Linked DNA regions of Homo sapiens: region 1 is linked to region 2. A link is a contact called in ENCODE Hi-C or POLR2A ChIA-PET data. All regions are on one chromosome and are shown on one strand. Each heading gives the region's core, a stretch centred on a gene start or an enhancer-like site at or near the end of the contact. The rest is flanking DNA. Distances are from core to core; before and after follow the strand shown. Region 1 has its middle 64 kb from the start of TLR5. Region 2 overlaps LOC105372932 (a long non-coding RNA gene).

What was found. Hi-C counts contacts between places; a loop is a spot of excess contacts on that map. ChIA-PET counts read pairs that join two places held with the same protein, here RNA polymerase II (POLR2A). Pooled maps may share reads with other maps.
Region 1: a pooled map shows a loop between it and region 2 (2.8-fold over the local background). The contact joins two enhancer-like sites. A Hi-C loop is called at or near these places in 1 of 168 maps with a recorded cell type or tissue (IMR-90) and 1 of 50 pooled maps. POLR2A ChIA-PET finds 5 or more read pairs at or near these places in 1 of 52 experiments (T-cell).

What each region holds. Positions count from the first base shown.
Region 1 is chr1:223,075,953-223,082,845 of GRCh38, reverse strand. No RefSeq gene overlaps it. Among named protein-coding and RNA genes, the nearest start is that of TLR5, 64 kb to the left of the region's middle. RefSeq lists an enhancer at 3,720-4,233. Within about 2 kb of position 1,490, at least 25 of the 41 ENCODE cell types and tissues checked have a DNase peak (open chromatin) inside an H3K27ac peak, as active enhancers do.
Region 2 is chr1:221,433,047-221,439,523 of GRCh38, reverse strand. The region is part of intron 3 of LOC105372932 (a long non-coding RNA gene); the gene reads right to left. Among named protein-coding and RNA genes, the nearest start is that of LINC02817, 100 kb to the right of the region's middle. Within about 2 kb of position 2,851, at least 2 of the 41 ENCODE cell types and tissues checked have a DNase peak (open chromatin) inside an H3K27ac peak, as active enhancers do.

The DNA of each region.
Region 1 (6,893 bases), core at 241-2,740, 1.6 Mb before region 2:
TGGGACCCAGACTTCAGTCTGAGTATCTTCGCAGCAGATGTGTCCTGTGGGTGGTACCACTTGGTGTCACACCCTCCATCCCATGCCTGCAGCTCCTTCTACAGCACTCAGCTCTGTGCACATCTTGGCATTATCTGGGTCTGCCTCTCTCTGTTTTCCCTGTGGCCTGGTGTCCCTCTGCGGGTGCCCAGTCACACACCTGCACGGGGGGAGGGCCACACACCGTGGACAGCAGTGGAAAGAGCACTGGGCTTAAAGTCAAGGGACTGGGCTGAAGGAGTTCGGGAAGTGCCACCCAAACACGGTATGCCAGCTACCTTGAACCGAAGGCACTGGGCAGCACAGGATGCAGGCGGAGGCTTGCTCTGAGCTGCCTTTGTCTGCCTAAAGACGGACCCTCCAAAGGGACCTCAATTATCATGAATCCCCCTCCCCAGGAAATTCATGAGCCAGGGGAGACTCGCATCACAGCAGAGGGGACTGAAGGTTGATGCCATGCCCAGGCCAACTTTGTCATAGGCTACCCATATTCTCCCAAGGGCCCATTCATCTTTCCCCAAATCATTCATTCTCCCCATGGCACCTCCATCCCCTCTCCTGCCTCCGCGGTGAGTCAGGCGCATAAGCTTCTAGGTCTCTCATTGGTTTGGAGATATTCACTTTTCTTTCCCATGATGCATCCATGTGCATAATAAATGTGGTCACCCTTCCTCCTGCTAATCCGCCTGCTGTCAGTTTATTCCATAGACTCCATTATGGAGCACTCAGAGGGTAAGGTTTCCCCTCTTCCACGGAGCCTTGCTGAGCCTCAGTTTCCCTATGAGGCAGGCATACTTCACCATCTCCTTTCAGGCTGGATATTCATTCTAAGGCCACACATGAATATGAGAATATTCAGGCCTTTTAGGTAGAATATTCTAAGAATCTTAAACGATGGTACCTCTTAGTGGAAGCAGTATTCTGACAAACCAATGGGGCAGGGAGGGTGGGAAATGGTGTTTTATGGTCACTCTGGGACCCCAGGCAAGGTAATCCTAATGGAAGCTCAGGCTTTTGGGGCGGGCTTTTTTTTTTCCTGTCTACGAATGGAAACATGAAGCAGATTTCGCAGTATCTCCCAGGGAACTGGACAGTCTACTTTGGGGCCGGCGCAGAAGAGATGACCCCTGACCACCTCCCGGTGTGCTGGCTGCGGCTGGACCCGAGGGCGCGTCCTCCCGAGCCTCTGCGGCTACTCTTCTCGCCGCCCCCAGGTGGTGCTGCAGGACCACAGCCTCGAGGCTCCTCCGCCCCAGGTGCCCGCCCGGCAGCCCCAGACCTGCCTGGATTTACTCCCTTCAGCGGGAGGAGACACCAAGAGGCCGACGCGTAAATTCCAGGCCTGGCCTTCTTCCAGCGCTCCAAAACCTTCTGGAGCCTTCTCAATCAATAGACTCAAAGGCTTTTAGCGTGTCCCTGCCACTTGACGTCAGAGGTGACACGGGTCTGTGAGCCTGGCTGCTGGAATTCACACTCAGCCAACACCCAGCTCGGGGCTGTTCCCCTTGAGCCTGTCCCAGTGCCCGGAGGGGCCTCTTTCCCTCATTCCTCCCCTTCTAGAAACCCTAGACACAGCGCCAACACCACACCCGGAGGCGCCGGCCTCAGGGGAGAAACCACAGTATACACACACCACACATACTATGTGTACACACACTACACAGTGGACACCCACCACACGCACAATACACATGCACGACACCCTGCACACACGTGCCACAGGTCAGCCTGGAAGCACGATCACAGAATGGGAGTCCTGTGGTGAAATCCTCGCTGATCTAGAAACAGCTGCACGGCCGCCCTTCCCGGGGAGAGTCCCAGGTCCTCAGAAGAGCCCCAAGTTGCAGCCCGGCCCATGCCTACCTGCAGCCCTGCAGCAGCAACACACCTGGAGGCAGAGAGAACTTTGGAATATGCTAGAAAGCCAGTAAGCGCACATCTCCTCAGAGCTTTGCTACTTTTGTCAAGAGTTCCATGCTACTTTATGAGGTAATGGAAAGACAAGGTTAAAGCTGATTGAGCTCAAGCTACATCTTTTACATGTTAAGGGCCCTCATTGGACCCTGACCCTGGCTACTCATGAGGGAGACTTTTCCTCCCTCTCCTGTGGGCCTGTGTGAGCCAGGCATGGAGCTTTGCCTGGGCACTGGTCCTTCCCCCCCAGGGCTGTGAGGGCAGGATCCATGGCCCTGGCAGAGTGAGGCTGGGGCCGGCATTGGAGCCTGAGGGGCAGGAGACCCCAGAGAGTTCCTCCGGAGCAGCACAGGGTGGGCATTGGGGTCAGAGCCTGTGGCCTTCAAACCTGGTTGCTCACACTACTGCTTCTCAGTACAGCCAAGGTGGTGCACGAATCCAAGAGAAAAGGTGAACGGAGAAGCCCGGTCCTGTGGGCCAACCCCAGGGAATGCGCTTCTTGGAGAACTGGGAGGCCTGAGCCCTGTCCTGTGGCTGGGGACAGTCCAATCTGTGATGCAGTAGATGCTGGGGGCCTCACGGAGGGCTCTGAGCTGAGGGTCCTTTCCACCCCCAGCCCAACCTCAGGGCCAAGAAAAGAAGGTGCTCAGTGACCCCGCACGAGCTCTTTCCCGGGTGCGCGAATTTCATGCAGTTATATTAAAATAGAAATACTCAAAGCCGCTTGGACCCAACTGACTAGCTGGGCATTAACATGGTGCCTAGGTAGGTAGGGCCTTCCTGGATTCCAGCTGTTGGACCCTTTTCTCAACAATGCTTACTTACACAAGCAACTAGGGATTGGCCCCCAAAATGAGGATTGCTGGGACTTGCAAATGATAATTGTCACCAAATAGGGTCTGGATAATTAGAATGAAGGATGATTAAAAGCGTGAGGAATCTTGGAAGTTTAAAGAGTCCAGCCTCTCCACGAGTGTAGGAATTCATTCTCATTCTCCCGGCAGGGATGATCCGGCCTCTGTGTGAACACTTCTAGGGACAGGGCACCCCCTTTTGGAAATCAGACCACTCCAGTATTAAAGAGTTTATTATTCACTCCTGCGTGGGCGTAAAATCTGCCTTCTGAGACTTTGGCCTGCGGGTCTGAATTCCACCTCTGAACCTCCAGAGAGGAGCCTTCCCCTCCCACTCAGCAGGTCACCCATGTCTCTGTCACTGACCACTGTCCACAAAGGGGCTGTTTAAGAGGGCAAGGGTGAGTTGGCAGCTACTTGGATCAAGGCGACCTGCCACACTCATTCTGGGGAAGTCACCAGAGTACATGGCCGAGGCTGGAAGGCAGATGTTTGAGTCTGTCAGAGTCTGTGCATTGACAGGATCCAAAAGCCTGGGGCAGCAGATGAGAGGTTCACAGCTGCTATGTACCCCTCCCCACGTGGAAAGGCAGACACAGGGGGACCCGTGGCCCTCACGTAGAATGCGTGGTCTCCAATGGTGGCCTTGGACCCCTCTTCCCCTGTGATCAGCCCCAGCAAGAAGCGAGGCTGTCCCCCTTCCCCCTGTGTCGAGCCATAGAAGGAGCAGCAGTCCTGGGCCCAGCCTTTAGCAGTCCTGGCAGTTTCCTCTTTCTCTTGGGAAAAGCCAGCGACCACACTGTAAAGCAGCGCTGATGAGTCTCCTGAACAGTGAGCACACATGTAGGGTAGAAGCTTCAACTCTCCTCTACCTGACCATCTTCAGTCATCATCCATGCCCCAGTTGTACCACGGCTGGTGCCAGCACAGCCCTGCAACCCTCCTGCTTCTGCTCAGGACTCCACTGCCTGCTGCTCCTAAGCCCCTCTGCTGGCTGCACTGCCCAAGCCGGAACCTGGCTGGGGGCCTCCCTCCTCCCTCTGGCCTCTTCTCCCCAGCCTGGAATGGCCCAAGCCCTGATGGAGGAATAAACGTTCCAGCAGCCAGAGCTGGAGAAACATCTGAACGAGGTCACAGATTGGCGTTGATGGATGGACCCCCAGGTTTCCTGAGGGCCTCATAATTTTTTTTTTTTTTTTGAGACAGTCTTGCTCTGTTGCCCAGGCTGGAGTGCAGTGGCGCCATCTCGGCTCACTGCAACCTCCACATCCCAGGTTCAAGCAATTCTCCTGCCTCAGCCTCCCAAGTAGCTGGGATTACAGGCACCTGCCACCACGCCCAGATAATTTTTGTATTTTTAATAGAGAGAAGGTTTCGCTGTGTTGGCCAGCCTGGTCTCAAACTCTCAACCTCAGGCGATCCACCCTCAGCCTCCCAAAGTGTGAGCCACACCTGAATTACAGGTGTGAGCCACCATGCCGGGCCTGAAGGCCTCATAAATATTGATTCCATTCCCTCTCTGTCCCTTGCAGCTCTGCTGAAGGATTAGCATGTTGTGGCGGCTTCCGGAGGAGGAAACGAGGGTAACGGAATGCATTGAAACCCAGAGTGCAGGGTCCCTATGCAGCATGGAGTGAGAGTCGGATGGTCGCCTCACTGTGCATGTCCCATCCCCTCCCCAGGGCAGCTACAGACATTACCTCATCTCTCTAAGAGTCTCTGGGACAGGAGGGGAACGTGGCTCTCCTTCCCCTGCTCCCCACACCCAGCCCCATGTGGCACCAGGAAGGCAGGCAGAGCCTGGCAAGGCAGAGCAGGCAGCCCAAGGGTGCTCACAGGACCGAGTAGAACCCACCCTCATATATGGCCCCAGAGAAAGGGTCCCCTGGAGCCCTAGCCAACCCCTGCCTCTTGGGGACGCGAGGTGGCCCTCTGGGGCTGAAGCCTGCTGCACCCTCCACCTCATGGCCAGGGCAAGGGTCCTGGACCCAGAGATCTGCCGGCCTCACTTCTGTTCCCCTGCTCCCTGGCCTTCGTGTCTGGCCTCACTGTGTGCCTGTGTGGCTCTCCCTGTCTGCCTCTGTAGCCTCCAAGGAGGACTGCTGGATTCATTTTGGTGTCTCAGAGCCTCTACTGCAGGCAATGCCTTTTATGTAATAGTTGTTCAATGAGTGAGAAGTTAAATGAAAGAATTAGAGCTTCATAGCGTGGAGTGATGGGGAAGGACCTTAACCTTGCCTAGAACCCAGAAGTTAGACTCCAGGCCGGAGGCCTCGCCACACCCAGCCCCACCATTCACAACTTGAGCCACAGACCCTGCGCGAGGCACAGGTACCGACAGATGGCCACGAGGGGCGCCACGACACTCATCCCCAGCTGCCCTCGGGTTGCACACTCAGGGTTGGGCGGGCCACCTCTCTCCCTGTGGACGTGGAGTGGCCCGCACAGAAGGATGGAAGGGAGGGGTTCCTGGAACAGAGCCCATCACTTGCTGCAGAGGCATCCCCTGAACTGGCCCGCTGTGGGGTTCCTTCCTTTCCCAGGGGCTATTATTGGTATTTCCCACTCATCTTCAAGACTGAAAAGGAATCTTTGAAAACCACAAGAAGGGGAGGGGGCGTGGAGAGGAGCTCCCTAAGCCAACTCCTTCTGGAAGTCACTGATCTCCCAACAGGAAAGCTGGTCTTTCCTGTTTAGACATCGTGTCTGGCAAGAGGAAATCAAGACCAAAGTAACAATAATAATTACATAAACCTATGATATGTTAACATCACTAGTATCAAAAATGGTTCTGTTTGCATAGAGCCTGCCAGGCACACCAGGGCACACAGCCTGATGGTGGGCTGCTGTGGTCAGAGCTGTGAAATTTAGAAGGCTTCACTAGGGATGGGGAGACCCTTGAAGACTCTCCAGGACACACACGCCTGCGGTAACCTTCAGGATCAGGGGAACGTGACTTCAGGCAGAAGGAGAAAGCCGCATGAAATAGAATGAGTGTGGGCTTTGCTCTCTGCCCAGGTTCAAATCGCAGCCCCAGCTCCTGACAGCTGTTTGACTTTGAACTAGCTGCTCGAATTCTCTGATACTAGCCTCCTTGATACCAAGAGGGAGGTCATACCCAGCTCATATTGAAGCTTTGTGGGATGAGAAACTAGCAGCATGTCTGACACATATGACCCTACCCTTGGACGTTTATGAGCCATGCCGAGCCAATGCAAAGAAATACGTAAGCCAAAGGCACAAGCTGTATTTAAGATTGAGAAGAGGAAGGTTGGGACAAGTGACAAAATGACTTAGTTTCCAATGGGAGAAAACATCTCATATAGGGGCCATTTGATTCTCTGGCTTTGCCCAGGGAATCCCTCAGGCCTTCAGTCAGTGCCAGCAGGAAGGCATCTGCCTGGGGTGGCCTGCAGTGCCAGCCTCACACTGCCCCACGCGGGTGTGTGCCCAATGCAGCTTCACTCAGACGTGTTGGCTGAGAGCTGGCTCCATACCAGGCAGCATGCTAGGCATATGTCTGTATATTCCAAAGGAAGGAGGAAAAGAGAATGTGAATGGTTCCAGGGAATCCAGCGCTGGCTGGGAGGAACAATCAGCTATTCCTTATCTGTGGAGAGCGGTCATTTCACTAGCATTTCAGCTAACAGTACCCCCGAGGGACTGCTAGTTAAGTACAAGAAGGCAGCCCCTGGGTGTTAGGGTTGTGCACATACAGTCTGTTTGATTTTTTTTTTTCAATTCTTTTAGCATGTTTCAACTGAAATCATGTTTATAGAATGAACCAATAAAGAAGGAAACTGAGGCACACTGGGAGGAAGAGACTGCCCCAAATTCACACAGCAAGTGATTTGCAAATCCAAGAGTGAACCTAGAGAACTTGTCAATGCCCGGGTAATTCAGGCGAATGTCTCCTGTCCATTCATTCTGCAGGGCTGCCTTGGCTGAAACTGCCTTTGCAAAAATCACAACTGAGAAAATTATGACAGTGAAAGATACCAGACCTAACTGACACCATCTTGCTTCCAACCTCTAAACGGTCCTTGTTCATTCCTGGACATAGTCAGAACCAGCTTTGGGAAGGAA
Region 2 (6,477 bases), core at 1,602-4,101:
CCTCATATCTCCCCGCCAGGCAAGCAGTGTTAGTGAAAACAGGATGTCATCAGTTCAGTAAAGAAGAGATTGACAACAAACTGTGAATAGAAAAGTCAAATAGGAATGCATTGGCCTTTAAAAAAATTATTTTCCAAATTATCCTATAGTAAAGTTGACTTTTTTCTTTGATGTACAGCTCTATGGATTTCCACATATGTATAGATTTGTGTAACCACCACAAAGAGGATACGAAACAGTGCCATAACCCCCCAAAGCTTCCCCATGCTGTCCCTTTATATTCACCCCTCCCTCCACCATAATCCCTGGCAATCACTAATCTCTTCTCCACCATTGTGCTTTTGTCTTTTGAAACTGGCATCTCTTACTCAGCACAGAGTTATCTAAGTTGTTCTTTTTTATGACTGAATAGTGTTCCATCATATGTGGTATCACAGTTTATTTACCCTTTCACTCATTGAGGGACATTCAAGTTATTTTCAGTTTGAAGCTACTGTGTAAAAAAAAAAAAAAAAAAAAAAAAAAAGCTACTCTGAAGTTTTGTTTATCAGTTTCATGTGAACATACATTTTCATTTTCCTGGGGTAAATACTCAGGATCGGCCTTGTGGAGTTATAGCGTAGATGTATGTTTCACTTTATAAGGAAACTGCCAAGCTATTATCCAGAGTTGCTGTAGCATTTTCCAATTCCAGCCATCATGTATGTGAATTCTACTTACTCAGCATCCTTGTCAACACTCTGTGTTGTCAGTATTTATTTTGGACATTCTTTTTTTTTGACGGAGTCTCTCTGTTGCCCAGGCTGGAGTGCAGTGGTGCGATCTTGGCTCACTGCAACCTCTGCCTCCCGCGTTCAAGCAATTCTCCTGCCTTAGCCTCCAGAGTAGCTGGGATTACAGGCGTGCGCCACCACGCCCAGCTATTTTTTTTTCTTTTTCTATTTTTAGTAGAGATAGGGTTTCACCTTCTTGGCCAGGCTGGTTTTGAACTCCTGACATCAGCTGATCCACCTGCCTCGGCCTCCCAAAGTGCTGGGATTACAGGTGTGAGCCACCACGCCTGCCCTTATTTTGGACATTCTGATAGGTGTGTGGTTGTAGCTCACTGTTGTTTAAATTCACATTACCTTAATGGCTTGTGGTATTAAACATCTTTTCTCGTACTTTATACAGCAGTCCCCTCTTATCCAAGGTTTTTCTTTTTGCAGTTTCAGTTACCAGCAGTCAACTGTGTCCTGAAAATATTAAATAGAAAATTCCAGAAACAAACAATTCGTAAGTTTTAAACTGCACACTGTTCTGAGCAGTGTGATGAAATCTTGCGCAGCCCTGCTCCGTGGGACATGAATCCCCTCTGTCCAGTGTATTCATGCTGTATAGGCTACTTGCCTGTTAGTCACTGAGTAGGCATCTCACTTATCAGATTACTGTCACCACATCCATCGCATAGTCATTTTATCATCTCACATCATCACAAGAAGAAGAGTGAGTGCAGTATGAGATGAGGGAGAGACCACATTCACATAACTTTTATTATAGTAAATTATTATAATTGTTTTATTATGAGTAGTTATTTAGGGTTCAGTACGATCCACAGTTTCAAGCATCCACTGGGGGTCTTGAAATGTATCCCCTGTGGTTAAGGAGGCGATGGTGGGGGAGTCTCCTGTGTCTTCTTTGGTGAAGCATCTGTTCAATCTCTTTGTTCATTTTTAATTGGGTTATTTGATTTCTTATTGTTGAGTTTTGAGAGTTTGTTATGTAATCTGGATATAAAGTTCTCTGTTAGATAGGAGATTTGAAAATATTTTCTTTTAGTCTGTGGCTTGTCTTTTTATTCTCTTGGAAGTGATTTAGCAGAGCAAAAGTTTTTGATTTTGATAAAATTTCATTTTTTCTTTTTTGTATCATGCTTTTGCATCATTTAAAATTCCTTTCCTAATCCCAGATAATGAAGATATTTTTCTATGTTTTCTTCTAAAAGTTTTACAGTTTTATGATGAATACATTGCCTTTTGATGAACAAAGAAAATGGGCTACTTGATAATAGATTTCCTTCTTGGTGGTGTAGTTTGCCCTATTGATTTTGGAGAGTTGTAGGAGCCTTCTGGACAGGGCTGCATGCCTGGGAATGTCTCTTGCATCACACACAGGCAGAACCGCAGTCTGCTATCCACCATCAAATATTCAAAAATAGTCTGATAAGCAAGTGTTTTTTCATGTGTGCTAGAATCATATGATGATAATGCCTGATCTGAACCAATGCGAGACTACTTTTGTTTATTTTATCCCTACTGATGTGACCACCACACATTCAGTAATAGAACTCTTCATGTGTTGAATTAGGGGTCCTACTCCAGTCCCTGATCAGAGTATTCCACAATATTCAATGTATAGACTGTGTTACATATCTACCGTCTGAAAATTCTGAATTCTGAATAGTGGATTTGTTCACAAGGGTTTCAGAAAGAGGATTGTGCATCTGACATTTAAATGGTTCTTGTGATATGATAGTTCTCATAGTCGCAACGAGGAAGTCTTCTTCCAGTGTCCCCAAACCTGGCCAGAAGTTCACATTAATTTGACTGAGGATGGAAAGAGGGGTCACTATATTTACTACATTATTCAATCCAAATTAATATGTTTCTCTCATGACAAAGGAGGTTTCTTGATATCTTTTCCCATTCTTCTTTCTGGTGATAAAACTACTGACCAGTCAGCCTCTAAATATTGGAGAAGGCCTTGACTTTCACATGATGATGTATGTATATGAGTACACACATCGGTTAGAAACAGGATGGGAGGCCAGGGTTAGACCCAAGCAAGGACACCCCAGCCCTCTGCTTGCCAGGACTGGGATGCTGTGTGTCCATCTGGGCCAACTGGAAACAAGAAGAAAGACAGGGCTTGTGGCATGATTTGGGGCAGCCTGTGCACAGTGGCTGGCACAGAGCAAAGGCCCAATAGAAGTTAAGCAAAGGGCATTCTGACCACGATGTCTGGTCATTTCAGGTGTGACTGTGCCTATAATTGTACCATAAGGAATTCAGCCCATGCGACTAAGCTATGCCTTTCTCTGTAGTAGCTTAATGGGAAATCAGGGCATCTCCGGCACTGTAGTGTGTCACTTCATCAGACATAGAGCCAACTCACACATTTGTCCTTCTGATGCATGTCTTTCCTCCTCCTTTACCGATGCAAGTAGAGTGAGAACCCATGCTATGATTCCACTCCCTGTCTAAAACCAAGTGTACTCTGAGAAAGTTAGAAACTATTCTGTATCTGCTTCCAGAAGCTTATCTCAAGACTTAAAAATTGAAGAGAATAAAATTAATAGCCAGGAGTAACAAAAAAATAGAGAGATTTTAGCTTGCCATTTCTTTAAGTTATGTATTTTTGTCTTGTGAGGTTCAATTTGGAGAAAAGCACTTAGACACGAGGCAGGGTCGGTTCAGGGGCAGGGCCATATTTAAAAGCTCAAAATGCTTGCTTTTGTGGTGACAAAGGAATCGACACTTCTTTTTTCTTCCCCAAAGGAAACAGAAGCTTATTATCCTGACAGAGGAAATGCAGAAATTTGTAGGTGGAGATTAACCCTTACTCCCAAACACTGAGGCTCCTGTTCAACTTCTTGCTTAAGAGATTTTAGTAACTTTTAAAAATTCTTAGCATGCTACATTGGTTGGCTCTCCAAATAATTCAGAAAACTTGTGACCTGAAGCTTTCATGGAGTTGATGTAACTGTTCTGGAAATCTCTTGACTTGAACTTGAGACTCACTCACACACAGCTGCAGTATGTCCACCATCAACAGCAATCTGTACCCAGAAAGCAGTGGGAAATGGGGAAAAAACAAGAGACAACCTCAAAGAAATCTAGGTCTTTCCTGAGCTGCAGTTCTACATATTGACCACCAGGTGTCTATCTTCACACAAGCAGTCTTGCTTGGATGATGGTGTACTACTTGACTGTGGGATTATTTTAAAAATGAAAGCAATTTTTTAGATATGGGTATATATGTAAGTATAAATGTGCAAATGTAAAGTGAAGTCTCAAAGCCAAACTTAATAATTTACAATTCCTTATCTAAGTAGGATAATCAATTGAACCTTGTGTTGATCTTCTAAAGTTGTTTGGAAAAACTAATTGGGGGAGTAAATGGCCAATAGATTTGGGGAATGGTGAAAAAAAAATTGTCCTCTTCCTAAATTTTATCATGCTTTTTTTTTAAATTTCAAGATTCTTAGCATGCAAACAGGTGTATGTTCCCAGGAACATGGTTTTTGGTAAAAACAGACGAATTGTATTCTGAGCTGGCTTCTGTACTCTGTAGTTCAATTTCATAGTTCAGTTTCTATTGTAGCTTATTTTCCAGTTTCAATTCTAGGCCCTGATACAGGTGAAAAATATCTCTACCAGGAAGTGCAAGAATAAGATTTGACTTTTTTTGTCCCATAATTGGAAGTGACATTATAGTAGAATTAGATAACTCCAGTAAGGTTTAGGATGCACAATTTATGCATTTATGTCAATCTTAGAAAAGAAGTGCTCTTTTGGTCTGTAAAGAAAGGTCACCAGATTAAACAGTTTCAGGGATATCTTTTATATCTCTCTACTTTTGTTTGTTGTTCATTTGTTTTGTTTTGCTTTAAGTTACCCAAAAAATAGTTTCCATAATTTTAGGAACCTTCTGTTTTCATTCTCTTCCTTGCCAAAACATGGAGGTCCCTGAGAGCCCTAGAGGCCCTTTATATCTTTAAATAAATTATATATAGAAGAGACTTAAAAAAATTACCTAGTACAGAAGTACTTTAAGAGAAAGAACTGTACCATCCTATGCAACTATTTTAGTGAGGCCTGAGGAGGAAGAAAACATAAATATATTACATCAAAGCACTGCGTGGAGACTGAAGACTTTCCTTTTGGTTGTTATTTTTAAGTTTTATTTGGTTTCATTTATTGTTTTGATACCTTTGAAACATTAAAATAAGTTTCTCCGGTGACTATATCTATCAAGCTCTTTATTGGGTGGTGCTCTCACCAATGTTGGCTTCTCATTTCTGTTCCCTCAAATATTTATAGACAATGCTTACTAAAGCTCAGTTTGTTCCCAAATTTTGTGTTTTTTGTTTTTTCTTTTCTTTTTTCTTTTTTTTTTTTTTTTTTTTTTGAGACAGAGTCTTGCTCTGTCGCCCAGGCTGGAGTGCAGTGGCGCGATCTTGGCTCACTGCAAGCTCCACCTCCCGGGTTCACGCCATCCTCCTGCCTCAGCCTCCCGAGTAGCTGGGACTACAGGCGTCCGCCACCATGCCCAGCTAATTTTTGTATTTTTAGTAGAGACGGGGTTTCACCATGTTAGCCAGGATAGGATGGTCTCGATCTCTGACCTCGTGATTTGCCCGCCTTGGCCTCCCAAAGTGCTGGGATTACAGGCGTGAGCCACCACGCCTGGCAATTTTGTGTTTTTAACACTATTTTTTACAATACGTTCATTTGTTCATTAATTTGATCAAACTTTTTATTACTCACTGTGAACTTCATGCTGTGAATAGAATAAAAATGATTAGGAACCAGTCTCCTCTCTCAAAAAGCTATTAAGCCAGTGAAAAGAATTTTGTGAGCCATCTCCTAAATACACTTCTGGATCCTATTGAATAACGTGGAAATATGTTACGCTGCAGGCATTTGTGAAATAAAACAAATTTCTGTTTTATGTCATGTAATGTGCTTTCAATATAAAATTGTTATGTTTAGAGAGCATCGTCACTACAATACATGAAATAATAAGTCATGTTTTTGCAATGGAGGTGAAACATAGTGATCTACATGTTTACATAAAATTACCATGCAAATTATATCTCCAATATTATTTATTAAACTAATGGATGTGAGCAGAGAGGTAAGGACTGATATCAATGTATCTATTATATGAAGAGGAAAATAAAAATTCACTTTGCAAAATTATTTTCACTTGGCTTTAGTTGTCTGGATATAATTATTTTACTTTTATTATTATATTTAAGTCATTGCATCTGTTTCCAAAATGTTCTGTAATGGAAGTATTAACAGGAAGCAAGTTCTGCAACTGAAACCGCTTTCTCTCCTACCATAGCATCTATGGTGATGAATGAACATAGGAAAAGAAATAAAAGCAGTAGAAATCTGGAAGGAAAACTTCTAAATGCTTAGGTTAACTGTGGCTAGAATGAAATGGAGAGGAACCACCTCTCTGTTTCCTTTGAAAACTATTCTTAAAAATCCCAGAGTGCATGTTATAACAATTGCCAAAAGGCTAAATGAATGGGTTTTTCATTAGGCAAGATAAAATGGTGGAGAAAAATTTGTTTTTTTTTTTAAGGATGTCAATACTGGTCTAGTTACTATGCTTTGAAAAGAAATCCAACAGGTTCATATTGCTTCATAAAACTGTGAAAATAACAAGCCTGCTTAAGTGGAAAGGGCCCCTTTAAAGTCTGAA